2 separate regions of the Homo sapiens genome follow, and region 2 is linked to region 1. Evidence: chromatin loops called from intact Hi-C (ENCODE). Cell type or tissue: psoas muscle. All regions are shown on one strand. Each heading gives the region's core, and the rest is flanking DNA. Links, peaks and the distances in the headings are about the cores only.

Region 1 (7,428 bases), core at 2,339-4,838:
TCAATTGGGCGTTTGGGTTGTTTCCACTTTTTGGCTAAAATGAATAATGCTTCGATAAGCAATTATGTGTGACTTGTTAGGTGGATGTATGTTTTCAGTATATACCTGGGAGTGGAATTTCTGGATCATATCCAAAGCAGCTGAGAACCAATTTTGAGTGACTTTACATTGACTTTGGTTTAGGACCAAGTTCTTTGTTCTTTGTGTACAAGACCTGACTAGTCTATTTTATTCCAGGACAGTGCTCACACCATAATCTATTGCAGTAATTCTGAAACAGAGATTCATACAGCTGCTCTCCTCCATCAACTTAGACCACTCTGACCTTTTCCTCAGGCAGCACCTTGTGCTGGAATTTTTTTTGTCTCAGGCAGCACCTTGTGCTGGAAATGCTTTTTTCTCAGTTGAAATGTACTGACAGCCTCAGAAAAAAATCCTAACTACGTATCTTAACATACAACTCCAATAAGTCCCACTTTACCCGTCACCCTGCAAAACATAGTCATTCACTGATATATTATGTAACTACTTCAGTGTATATGTGGTTAATGCTTATGTGTCCTTTGGGTCTTTCAGGTGAATGTTTATGGGTTAAAATTATAGATTTCCTTTAGGGCAATGATTGTGTTCTCCCCAGCTCTTGGCATATTGCCAAATTTTGACAGGTATTTTGTACTTTTGTGTATGTGTGTGTGTGTGTATCTGAAATTCATGTTTGAAAATCTTTTTTCTAAACTTGCTAACATTAAAAGCTTGAGGCATATTACGGGAAGAGTAGAAAAGTAATACCTGTGAAAATACCAGGAGAAGCAAAATTTGATGGGTTTCCTATGTTTTTACCCAGAATGGCACTGAACAATACCAAAATCAATCCAAAGGCAAGAGCAAGCTCGGTAGTTGGCTGAATCGAAATGGAAGGCCAAGGTATTTGAAAATTGAGCCACTAGAAATAATATTTTTTTGAAATATACTTTGAAAATGAACCCTTTAAAATGTGGATCAAATCTGTATTTCTAAAATTAAGGAAAACGTAATTAGTTTCTGAATCACAGTTGGCATTTAATTTTGCCTAAAATCACTGGTCTGTATAGCATGATCGTTTTATTTGAAATTTACCTTTTGTTACATGAGTAAAAAATTATTTAGACTAACTTCTATTCAAGGTAACTCAGTTACTCATCTCACTAGACAAGTTCTTTAAAGTCTATAACTTTATTGTAATCCATGAATTCTAACAAATAATCATCCTACAGAGAGGAATTTTTACATCATGATGAAGGGCCTACTCTGGGTGTTTCTAGACATTTGAATCTATAGGTTGTTTAGAGGACTAAAGGGATTGAATAAAAAGAAAACTTGTCAAGTCGTGCTAATGTAGTTTATATTAAACAAGTCATATTTTTGAGGAAAGAAGGAGTAGGTTTTTTTTGTTTTTCGGTTTTTTTTTTGAGACGGAGTCTCGCTCTGTTGCCCAGGCTGGAGTGCAATGGCGCGATCTCCGCTCACTGCTAGCTCCGCTTCCCGGGTTCACGCCATTCTCCTGCCTCAGCCTCCCGAGTAGCTGGGACTACAGGCGCCCGCCACCACACCCGGCTAGTTTTTTATATTTTTAGTAGAGACAGGGTTTCACCGTGTTAGCCAAGATGGTCTCGATCTCCTGGCCTCGTGATCCGCCTGCCTCAGCCTCCCAAGTGCTGGGATTACAGGCGTGAGCCACCGCGCCCGGCCGGGAGTAGGTATTACCTTTTTTTTTGAGCCAGAGTTTTGCTCTTGTTGCCCACGCTAGGGTGCGATGGCACGATCTTGGCTCACTGTAACCTCCGCCTCCTTGGTTCAAGAGATTCTCCTGCCTCAGCCTGCCGAGTAGCTGAGATTACAGGCATGTGCCACCAGCCTGGCAGATTTTGTATTTTTAGTAGAGATGGGGTTTCACCATGTTGGTCAGGCTGGCCACAAACTTCTGACCTTAGGGATCCGCCTGCCTCGGCCTCCCAAAGTGCTGGGATTACAGGCGTGAGCCACCGCGCCCGGCTAAAAGACTCCCTTTTTTTTTTTTTTCGAGACGGAGTCTCGCTATGTCACCCAGCCTGGAGTGCAGTGGCACGATCTCGGCTCACTGCTAGCTCCGTCTCCTGGGTTCACGCCATTCTCCTGCCTCAGCCTCCCGAGTAGCTGGGACTACAGGCGCCCGCCACTACGCCCGGCTAATTTTTTTGTACTTTTAGTAGAGACGGGGTTTCATCGTGTTAGCCAGGATGGTCTTGATCTCCTGACCTCGTGATCCGCCCACCTGGGCCCCCCAAAGTGCTGGGATTACTGGCGTGAGCCACCGCTCCCAGCCAAGACTCCCTTTAAGTAAATGAGTCTCCTAATGTTTTATTATGTGACTTTCTTTGCAAAAATTAAGTTTATACCTAATTTCCAAGAAAATGTCAGACAGAAAGCAAGACATACTTGTAATTTATTTTTTAATGCTGACTTAATGTTGATTTTTTAAAGTGTAAAATTAAATTATTTAAATATTTGGCATTTCATTATGGTTTGCCTTTAGCTGCCGTTCTTTTTTTTCTTAAAATTAATTAATTAATTAATTTTATTGAGACAGGGTCTCACTCTGTTCCCTGGGCTGGAGTGCTGTGGTGCAATCATGGCTCACTTCAGCCTTGAATTCCTGGGCTCAACTGATCCTCCCACCTTAGCCTCCCAAGTGGGTGGGACTAGCACGTCACCCCTCCCAGTAGCTGCAGTTCTTTTTGTAAATTTGTGTGCTTATAATTTATTTGGTAACTATTTACTGAATGTCTCTTATATGATTGGTTCTTGTACAAATTTATGGGGCACACGAGAAATTTTCTTAGATGTATATATGCATAGTGGTGAAGTCAGGGTACTTAGGAAGTTCATCACCAGACTGCAGTGCATTTTTGTTTAGTACTCCTACTCTACTATCAAACATTGAATTTATTTCTATTACGTTAATCTATATCTGCACCCTTTAACTCACTTCTCCTCCTCTCCTCCCTCCCCACTCACCCTTCCTAGTCCCCTTTATCTATTTTTCACTGTCTACATCCTTGTGTTCATTTTTTTGTAGCTCCCATGTATGAATGAGAACATATGATATTTGTCTTTTTGTGCCTGGCTTATTTCACTTAACATAAGGATCTCAAGTTCCATTCACGTTGCTGCAAATGATATGATTTCCTTCTTTTTTGTGGCTGAATAGTATTCCATTGTGAATATATGCCACATTTTCTTTATCCATTAATCTGCTGATGGACACTTAGATTGATGCCATACCTTTGCTGTTGTAAATAGTGTTGCCATAAACATGCGAGTGTAGGTATCCCCTTGATATACTGATTTCTTTTCCTTGGGGTAGAGATACCCAGTATCTCTTTGATTGCTGGATTGAATGGTAATTCTATTTTTAGTTTTTTGAGAAATCTTCGTACTGTTTTTTATAGTGGCTGTACTAGTTTACATTCCCACCAACTATGCTAGGTTCTGTGCCAGATGTAGGTGATTCAGCAGTGAACAGCCCATGGTCTAATAACTCTTTAGGGAACTTACAGACTTTTGAGGGGCATAGGCAGGTAAACAATTGTAATATAGTAGGATAAGGGCTGCAGTAGGGAAAATTGTAGGTTGCCATGGAAGTACCTAATCTGCCCTTGGGGAGCTCAAGTATATTTCACTTGTGACTTGAAAGATAATTAGAAATTGTGAATGGGCAATAAATAAGAGTTAGTGGGGGCTTGAGGAGTTATAGTGCAGGTGAGAGAGGTAATATCACTCGTGGCTCCAGAATTACTTTATAAGGAAGACGGTGCTGTCTAGATGAAGAGGCAGTGCAGTAATGTGTAGTAAGCAAGTTGCAACTGAAATTGTTTATTTGAGGTAATTTTGGGAGCTTGTGTATTATGGGGGGAAGCTATCCTTTGCAGCTGCCACTGAGTAGCATGCACAAAGACATGAAGGAAAGATGGTATGTACGGTGAGACAATTGAAAGAATTTCCATGCCAGATCTTGGAGGGGTGGAGGGAGAGGTATAAATAATCAAATTGGGGAAGTAAGCAGATTGTTGTAAATCAAGTCATGGATTTTGTACTTTCTTCCGAAGTCAGTGGGAACCATGCTTAGGGTCTTAAGCAGATAGTAATAAGTTCCGATTTCTCATTTAAAAAGATTGCTTGGTAACACGATCAGAATGGCCATAGGAAGCTGTGGTTAGGAGAATGTAATAGTAATCCAGGTGAGAGATGCTAGTGACTTGAATTAGGGAAGTGAGAGAGGGGATGAGGAGGGAGAAATGATAGGACTTGTTGATTTATTGGATATGATAGATGAACAAGTGAGAACCAAGGATGATGCCCAGGTTTCTGGCTTGGGCAGCTGGATATTGCCATTCACATAGCCAAAACAGAAAGAGGAGCAAGCTTGAGGTGGAAGATGATGATTGAGCTTTGATATGTTGACTTTCAGGTACCTGTTAAACATCTGAGAAGAAATGTGCATTAGGCAGATATGTAAATTTAATGCTCAAGAGAGGAGTCTGGCTAGAGTTAGACTATGTACTTAAAGTACTTAAAGTGGTAGCTTTCAGTGGTGATGAAATTGCCTAGGGAGAGTGTATAGAGCAAGACAAGGGCCTTGTATAAAGTGCGAAGAAAGAGATGTCTACCTAGGAGGCCAAAAATTGAGTCTAGAAAGGAGAAAACCCAAGGTTGCCATATTGTATAACAGGAACCGTGGAGTGTACAGCTTACTGGCTGTACAGGGCAGCTTGGAGAAATACTAGGACCTTGTAGGTAGAATAACAGCCAGGAAGAGTCTTTCCAGGAGTCAGAGATAGGAAGTGTCACATGTGGCTCAGAGGGCAAGGGAGATAAAGAAGTGTCTGGGTTAAATAAAATAAACGAAATAAAACTTCAGCTAAAGATTTTTGGATACCAAAGCTTAAGTCATAACACACTTTGTAGGTTTTATTCAGTGTTTTTGGTACTTTGATGGTTAGCCTTATTCAGAGCAAAGCAATGAAAAGCATCACTGCCATTCCTGTTTCTCTGCTGGCTGTGTTACTGAAGTGAAACCTGTAGATGCCATTTATTTATTTTGTACTCCATGCTATTCAGGATATTTCTCATTTTTTAATAAAAAGAAAATGGCTTTTTCTTTTTCTGATTATAAAAATAATGACTCTTCATTGTGATGAATTCAAGTAGTCCAGAAATGTATTCTTAAAACCCTAACTCTATAATTAGGAGACAATTAATATTTTCCTTGTCTTTCCAGATGACTTTGAATATATGTATACATTAATAACATCTATGATCTTACATTTTTTCATTCAAAAATATTATGCATCTTTCCATGTTGGTAAACGTAGCTCTAAATCAGCATTTTTAATTATTGCTGAATATCAGATGATACATATGCATATATTAATAAATATGTAGTCAACCAGTTTTTAGGGATAGATGTTGAAGTAATCTCCAAATTACAGCCATTGCAGTTAGCAAGGGATGTCAGTAAATATGCGTGCAGTTCTCCAGTGTCATATGAAGTCCTTGAAGTAGAATTTCAGGTCAAAGGTCATATACTTTCAACAACTATATTTCATTATGAAATAAGATGGGACTATGAAATTAATATAGTCTCATGATAAAACATTTAAATTGTACATAAGAGTACCCAGGAAAATCTAAGTCCCCCTTTTACCTCAGATTGAGCTTCCACTTTTTAGGGATAATTATTACCAGTGGCTCCTTGTGTATCTGCATATAGAAGCAAATATATGTATGGGTAGACTTCAAAATTTACTTTAGTACTTTATTCTTTTTGAGCAGATAATGCATGACCGTGGAAAAAAATTTAAATATGTGTTATTCTGTGCTTTGCTTTTTTCAGTTCATATGTTTTGGAGATCTATATCAGCACCTGTAACTCAATTCATTTTATCAGTTCATCGTTTTGTTTTATGTGTATAATATACTGGTCCAGTGCAAGGACATTTAGGTTGTTTTCATTGAAACAGAACTGCAATAAATGTCCTTTGCGTCTGTCTTTGTATACAACATGCTGTCAGATGGAGGTAGAACTTCCCAGGCTCCCAAAGTTCTCCATGGAGACATTTGCCATGGATGATACACTGGCAGAAAGTGAGGTTTCCATCAAGCAAGAGAAGCTCCCTTTGCTAAATCCACAGGGAGTTTTATCCCTCCTGGCTTCCTTCAATGGTTCTAGAAACTCTGATCACCATGCTCAAGTACAAGTAACTGGTAACAACCCTAGCAGATCACTGCAAGCAGGTCAGTTTCCTAGGAATATCTCTTCCCAGGCCTGGGCCAGACTCTTTTGAGGTCTAATCTTTGTCCTCTAAAAATGTTGCACCAATTACACTCACATCAAAACTCCAAAAACAAAACTTTTTGGAAAGAAGAAATGGGAGTAAATATAGTAATGACATGTTTGAATCATGGGGTTAAATACATTGTAAAGTCAGAATTGTTGAGATTTTTTTTTGAAAGTTTTGCTCCCCCCTCCCCCAACACACACACACACACACACACACACACACACACACACACACACACACACACAGTCCTGTGTATGTTATTTTATTTTGAGACAAGGTCTTGTTCTGTCACCCAGGCTGGAGTGCAGTAGTGCAGTCATGGCTCACTGCAGCCTTGAACTCTTGGGCTTAACCCATTCTCCCACCTCAGCCTCCTGAATGGCTGGGATTACAGGCATGTGTCACCACATCTGGCTAATTATTGTATTTTTTGTAGAGATGTAGTTTTGCCATGTTGCCCAGGCTGGTCTAGAACTCCTGAGCTCAAGTGTTCCTCCTGCCTCAGCCTCCTGAGTAGCTAGGACTACAGGCACAGGCTATAGGACTATGCCACCATACTTAGCTAATCCTGTGTATTTTAGATTACTGGTGGGGATTAAAAAAAACTCGAGAGCCATATAGGTATTTAAAATTACAGTTATTTCATTATTTTTACATCTTATTTTATGTTTACTTTCATCAGATTTCTCTATTCCAACTTGATAATGTTGCTACAATTTGTGACAAATGATTGATGCTCTTGGTATTCTACCTCCATGCAGTTTATTTAGCACTGACCTGTAGTTCTCTTACTCTTGCTTAGATCATCTTTCTTTCCATTTCTTGTTGGTTGGCCTTGGTCATCCTCTCATTTCCTACCCAGCACTGACATTCCTACTCCTGATTTTTTTCCTTTCTCCTCACTTTTTGGCTTGCTTTTTCTGTTTCATACTGATGTTGGCTTTGACATTGTTTATTGTTGCCTTTCTCAGTTGCGTTCACTTATGGACTTGCCTCCATAGAATGAGAGGCTGGAGCCCTTTCTGTTGCCAGTAGAATTGCTTGACTTCATGTTTAACAGAAGTACTCA
Region 2 (7,428 bases), core at 2,283-4,782, 60 kb after region 1:
TTTTCTCTTTCTCTTCTATATATACATGTATATCTTTATGTAGCTTTATGTCTGTCTATATGCAGATATGTAAATGTATATATTATATATGTTCATATTTATGCTATTTATTTTTATATATTTACATGTGCATACATATATGTATAGAAAGACCATATATGAATACCCTATTATACATACTTAGAGACATGTAAAATAGATATTTTATATAAATAATTGCAGAGCGCATGTGGTGCTGACTTCAACATGTATCTTAAATGCCTAGTATCTTGACATACAGAAAATTCGGGATAAATGTTATCATCATCATATAGAAATCCTATTCCTGGTCTTCCTGCCAGGAAGTCCCACTGATTGAATATTTGCTTACAGAGAAATGGGCCTTTTGGTGTTCCGGAAAGTTAGTGGCAATGATGTTTTTCCAACTATTGGGAAATGACATGGTTTCCTCCCTTCAAATAACACTGAATTTGGTTCAAGAATTAGGAGAACTTAGGGCTTATAAATTTATTAGAGTAATTTTTTTAAAGAATGGTATGAAATTCTCAAATAGAAAAGGTTAATATTAACATTGCTACAAGACTTAAGTTTGATGACCCTAAATGACCCTGCCTTGTGAGATTCGCTGGCTGCTGATGCTCCCATTCATTCACCTCCATCCACTGTGACATATACTGATCTTTTCTCACTCTGTGTGGTTATTTCACTTTTGGTAGGGTGTTACATATTTACCTAATTACAGTGAGTCCTTAATCCACTTCTATCTTATGTGTAATTGGGGGTGGGGTGGTGAGTGGGAGGAGACAGGGAAAAAGGGGCAGGTTTCTTCTTGCCAGTTTTTAATTCACGAGAAACACTCTACCTGTATCTGGGACTACTATTAGGCAGCCAAGGTGAGTTTATCACTTCCTGTTTACACTCGTGCTAAATTGTATATTGAAAATAGCAAAATTTATAGTTTTGGTACTTATCTGACTCGAGTTATTGACAGTCACTTCTTTAGTAGTCTTCTTCCCTCCAGTCTTGATCCCTTCCAATGTGTACTGCTTGTTGCATGGTTTTTCTGAAAGTCTGATCAGGTCTTGTTAATTTTATTGTGTTTAACACTGTCAAATATCTATGTAATTCAACTGAAATTTTGTCGATTTTATATATCTTTGGCATTTGCCAAATTTGGCTCTCCTCTCACGATAATTTTTTTTCTACAGAATTTTGGGAATCCCTAATTTTGTATTTAGATAGCGGTAGTTCCATTTAACTGGATGGTTGATTCTTGTTTGTTTTTTGGGCAATAGGTACATAGAATTGAGTTGAAAATACTGCTCGATGCATGGCATATTGTCATTGTCAGTCTGTACAAGGTCCTACTTTGTTCTTCATTTTTCATTCCTTCATCTCTGTCTTAGTCTGTTTGGGCTACATCTACATAGAGTGGGTGGCTTAAACAGCACACATTTAACTTCTCCCAGTTCTGGAAGTTGTAAAATCCAAGATCAAGATTCCTGGTGAGGGCTATCTTCCTGGCTTCCTTTCTTCCTGGCTGTCTTCTCACTGTGTCCTCACATGTGAGAGAGAGAGAGAGAGAGAGAGAGAGAGGGAGAGAGAGAGGGAGAGGGAGAGGGAGAGGGAGAGGGAGAGGGAGAGGGAACAAGCAAGCGCTCTGGTTTCTCTTCTTATAATGGCACTAATCTCATCTTGAAGACCCCACCTTCATGAACTCATCGAAACCTAATTACCTCCCCAAGGCCCATATCCAAATACCATCACATTGTGGGTTAGTGCTTCATCATATGAAATTTGGGGGGAGACAGTTCAGTCCAGAGCACTGTCCTCTTCTCCCTTTATATTAGGCCCTCGTTCTCATTTGTTCAGTGTATGTTCTTCCAGCCCACTTTCCAACCCAGATATCTTTATTTCCATGCTTGTGTCCATGAAAATATAGTTTTGAGTGTGGTTTTAAATTTTTATATAAGGAATTCTGTAGTGTAAATCTCATTCCTTTAAATAAAATTTTTCTACTCACGTATATGCACGTTCAGCTTGTGACTTTTGACCATGTATTCTCTTTAAATGTGTCTTTAAGTGCATATACCACAGGTTATCTATTTCCAGTGTTTGCCTCTGCAAAGATGGTACTTTTTGCAGCTATATGAAACCTTTCCTGTGGTGTATAATCAGCAGAGGCATTGGCTGTCATAGGAAATACACATGCTGTACTTAATCACTATGCCAGACTGGTCCCTAACATGTTTGTACCAGTTTGTACTCTTAGTAGCAAGGCCTGTGGAATAGTAACCATTCCTCCATATCCTTACCAATTTAAATGAGAACCATTAAGTAATGTTAAATATTAGTGTTTAAAGGATCCTAGAAATAATTGATACAGAGTGCAAGAGTGAGAAGGTATATTAATTTCTTTAAATAGAAAAGTTTGTGGTCAGATATTTTTGTTTATAAACTCAGGCATTTGTTTATAACCTCAAACATTGTGTTGCTAATGGTGCAATAAAGACTCTCCATGTGAGGCAGAGTTGTAATGATTTTAGATCTCATCTTATTTTTTCAACAACTAGCATTCATAAAATATTTACAGTTAGTATTGTTGACGGGGTAGAAAGTAGCTTTGATTTGGTGACTATATTACTAAAAAGATAGAAATGTTAGAAAGTCGATTAAGGAGACAAAGACATTTTTAGGATGTCTTATTAGCACATCACTCTTGAGTACTTATTTATAGTAACACTTGGAGTATAACATGAACACTTCAGAAATGTTCAGGTGCATTCACATGCCTGAATGTAATAGTACTTTTAAGAAAAATATGTTTCAGGCCAAGTAGAAATAAATTAGGCAGATCTATGAAATAGCAGGAAATACTAACCATTTGAGTGCAAAAGTATTCGTGTACATTAATTTCTGTTTTTAGGGTTGCCCATATCTTCTAGCATGAGTGTTAAGGAGAAAAGAATGATTATAAATGATCAATGTCAAAATATGATTCTTGAAGATCCAATAAGTTTAAATTTTTTTTTCTTAATAGAGTTGTTAAGGCAAATGACTTTGGGAAGATAATTTAAGAAAGACTGATTGGTAAGTAATTTAATGGAAAACCTCCACATTCTAGTTCTGATAATGTACTGTAATTTTATAACTGAAACAGACAAGAAAAGACCAAGTGTTTCTTTCAGCCTCCAAGACAAATATTTTTTTAAGCTCTGCTGTTTCTCCAAACAAGGTAAAGATGAATTTGAAGTATAAACCTGGCTTGAATTTCATGAGATAATGCAGAGGAGAGGTATTCATTGCTAGGTTTACAAGAAGGCTTGCAACTTCTTGGAGCTTGGCATCTGGAGCTGCCAGGAAACTTGAAAGTAATTCCTGTTGAATCTGTCTTGTTCAGTGCCATATCTCAGAGATTATAACAGTGCCAAGCACAGGAACTTCCCCCAAATTGCTAGGAAATTCCCACAAATCTAGAATTAATAGTTCTAATAATCTTTTGAATAAACTTACATCATTAACTAAAAAGTTACCTAGTATATTTCATTTGTCAGAATGATCAAAAAAGCAGTATGTGTTAATATGGCAAGGGACCTTAAACAAAATGTAGCATAACTAGCTAGAAAGTGCTCTTTCAGGTTTTACCTCATTTAAAAGAAAGTGTTGTTTAATTTGCTTTGATGCATTGTAATCTTGTGTAAGATTATTGGGCATGATAAATGATAAATGCCACCAGGAGTGCACCTGTAGCCAAAACTTATTAGCCTGCTCTAGCAAGCGAGAGCTCACGCCAGATGAAGTATGAGGTATCTCGGTAAGAAAAGAGCAAGTTCTTTATAGGGATTTGGCTTGGGCTGAATGATTCTAAGGAAAGACTAGGGGAAGTAGAACAGATCTGGATTGGATATTGTCATGAAGGGAGGTCAGTTTGGGAATTAGGTGCTTCAGTATTCCGTTTGGGAGGAGTGAAGCAGGGCTGGGTTCTCTTGGTACTGGCCGTGCTACCGATCTGTTAGGGAAATAATAATATGATTATCAGTGGGGTTCATTTCACTTTCTCATTCCCTCCTTTTGGCCAGATTCAGGGTATTCAGATCATTGTTCAATGAAATACAGATCTTTACCATTGTTAGGAGATAGGAGATTATTAAGACAACCTCATCTGTTGTTGGACTGAAGTCAGTTCTTCATGTATACCTTTTGTTATTGTTTTAAGGTTAGCTGTTGAGTCATCTGAACGAAAAATGGCTGTACACATTTAAGGTTCTGGAGGTCACATTTGAGTAATTTAACACTGACAAATGCTGAGAGATTATTAACAGAGTTTGTATTCTACTTCTAAGCCAAGAGCCTTTGTCCCTAAGTGTGGTTTTGGTGTTGACAAAAACTTTCCTAAGTATGACATCATAGGGGTATCTGTCCTGTTTACTATTTTTAGTTTACTATTTAAAGAGTTGCTTAGTAGTTAAATGTAATTGCCCAGGAACTAGAGTAAGCTGAGTTGCACCCAAAAGAAAGTGGCTACAATCTCAACCATTGGTTTGATTGCATATTTTAGTTAAATCACGAGCAAATTGTACCCTGACAATAGACTCATACAGACAGTGACTAGGGATGCACAAAGCAATATTATGGGTAAGGTCTTATAGGTATCGTTGTTGGAGTTAACAAGTGCCTGTTAACAATTCAGAAATTTAAACCAAAGGAAAGACAATAGCTTGGACACAAAATAAGAGCATACAAATTAAAGCATGATAATTTATGGTTCTGGCCATCTAGATCTTTGTTCCATGGGTCCTGAGTAGAAGCTGTCTCTTTCGTTCCTTTTGATCCAGAAGTCTTGGGTAGAAGCTATATCTGTCTCTAAGATCATCTTCTTCTGGAAGATTCTTAAGAATCTTTAGTTTGAGGTCTCTGGCTGGGACAGACCTTTAGTAATTTGAGGATCTGTTGCGATGCTATAATTCAGAGCCAATGTGTTTTACTGCTGCATTAGTTGTTAACAGAATCTGGCAAAGTCATTGGAGTGTGTTCAAGTGCAGTCTCTGTCTAATGATGCTTCAAAAATAGCCAGACACCTAATCTACGGCCATATACAGCTGATAGTTGTTTCCATCAATGATAAGATTCAGCAGCCCTGGAAAGTTATTATCTTAACTAGAATTAATAGAATGGAAAAGAATGGATCATCTAGTGGCATACAATACACAGATTCAGTCAGTAATTATGCAGGGGATTAGACATATTATGAATAGTGAGGAATCTGACAAATCTACGTGGCCCTTTAGTTTCTATCATCAAGTGTACCTTGATTGTCCATGATTAATAAGGATACTGAAATCTAGAAACAAAAATCAATTTGAAGTAGTTATTGTACCAGTTTTTGTATATGAGCATGAGTTTGCCTTTTTTCAACTTAAAGTACATAACCATTGAGGATATATTCATTAATATTTTATTTGCATATAATTGATTTATACAGCCCAAATTTCTCTTGTGATTTACCAAATAAATTAATTTATCAATAAGAATTTTTATAATTTTGAATTAAATAACATTGTAGGAATGTTGACCAAATCTAATTATTTCTATTATCCTTCCTTTTTTAAGGTAAAGGAATAAATCTTTATGTTACCTCCTGGCCATTCCAGAAAATTTAAGGATGTTTTAGGCGTAAAATACGTTTTATTAGCTTTGTTATTCTGAATTTGGGACCTAAGTCTAGAAGGGTTTTAAATGATACAATTGTTAACCTGAGTCATGATACCCAAGGTAAGAAATAGTTCTAGGCAGTTTTTGAAAATAAAGCAAGAACAACCAGGTGCGGTGGCTCATGCCTGTAATCCCGGAACTTTGGGAGGCTGAGGCAGGTGGATCACCTGAGGTCAGGAGTTCGAGACCAGCCTGGACAACATGGTTAAACCCTGTCTCTACTACAGATACAAAAATTAGCTGGGTGTGGTGGTGGGTGCTTGTAATCCCAGCTACTCAGGAGGCAGAGGCAGGAGAATCGCTTGAACCCGGGAGGTGGAGGTTACAGTGAGCCGAGATTGCGCCACTGCACTCCAGCCTGGGTGACAGAGCCAGACTTTGTCTCAAACAAAAATAAAAAGAAAGAAAATAATGCAAGAACAATAATTGTTAGGACCTTTAATTGTTTTAAATAATGAAATTTTATTAAAAATGATTTAAAATATGGCTAAGGCCCAAGAACATATATTTAAGAGCTGTCTTTTTTTTTTTTTTTAACTTTTGCTTTCTTTCCCTAGTTGGAAATACTGTGGTCACTAAAAATACCAAAGATACCACACCAAAGCAACTTAGGCTGTTCATTTAACATCTCTAAAGCATTCGGACCAAACTGGTTTATTATCTTGCACAGCCACTAAGATTTTATGTCATAGTCCAGCATTCTCACTGACCTTTCCCCCTTAATAATCATCATACCTCAGCATGCAATGGCAGTTGTTTATGATCTTACACATTATCACATATTTAAGATAATTAAATCTTAGACCTACACATTAGCCTTTAGGTAATTCACAGTTCTTACTATATAACTAAACACAGTGATTATGATTATTTCAGCTGTTTTGTTTTCCTTAAAGCATGTCTTTTTCCATGAAAGAAGTAGTGTACTGCTTTACAATCTGGTGCAAGCTCCTTGATCTGGTTGACTGTTCCAGAATATTTTCCTATCTTTGCAACTGAAAATTTAATTCTCCAGAACAGGCTCCTAAACCCTAAACCACAGAGCTTAAACCCTAAACCACATCTGTTGACAATGTAATCAGTATATAACAATTTTATACAATGCAGAGCTAGTCTAGAACTTCTAGCTTGCAAAACTCATTTTGAGAGGACCAAAGGTCTCCTGATTACTGATCCCTTTCTAAGTGATTTGTTACCCATCCCCACTGGAAGCTTGTAAAATGTAAAATGTACTGTTTGTCTCCACTTTTCTGAAATATGTAGATATTGTGTCTTGGGATAGGCCTATTTTCATTTATTTGGGATGGGAATTTGGTAGACCCTTCCAGTTTTGGAAATTATGTCTTTCAATTTGGAAGTTTTCTTGAATTGCTTGAATTGCTCCTCCAATTTTCCTATTTTTCTTTTGCCCCTCTCTCACTTTGTCTCCTGCTATTCTGTTCTAGGATATCTCCTCCACTTTGTCTTCCATTCAGCCATTTCTACTTCTAGCATATTTTATAGTCTCAATTCTCTGCCATTGCATGATTTTGCTGTGTAAGTCTAATTGGTTCTTGGCTTTCTTCACTGTCAACTTCTGATTTTGTTTTCTTGGATCCTCTTAATCAGCTATTTTTTGTCCATTTGCTTTCTAGTTTCCACATTTTTATGCTATCTTCAGTCTCAGTTTTTATACTTATCGTCCTTATGTCTTTTAAAAATTCCCTTTACCATAGT

What was found. Peaks named below come from ENCODE experiments on the same cell type or tissue, not always from the same donor. Only the 100,000 strongest peaks of a DNase experiment are listed, where the experiment ranks them.
Region 2: it touches region 1 in a loop (2.0-fold over the local background); 11 of 110 quality-filtered maps call a loop at or near these places.

The regions. Positions count from the first base shown.
Region 1 is chr13:26,261,706-26,269,133 of GRCh38, forward strand. The region is part of intron 1 of CDK8 (cyclin dependent kinase 8); the gene reads left to right. Among named protein-coding and RNA genes, the nearest start is that of CDK8, 11 kb to the left of the region's middle. In psoas muscle, for the core only: no CTCF peak of the experiment used is centred there; no DNase peak of the experiment used is centred there.
Region 2 is chr13:26,321,732-26,329,159 of GRCh38, forward strand. The region is part of intron 1 of CDK8 (cyclin dependent kinase 8); the gene reads left to right. Among named protein-coding and RNA genes, the nearest start is that of CDK8, 71 kb to the left of the region's middle. In psoas muscle, for the core only: no CTCF peak of the experiment used is centred there; no DNase peak of the experiment used is centred there; H3K4me3 peaks cover 707 bases; H3K27ac peaks cover 2,500 bases.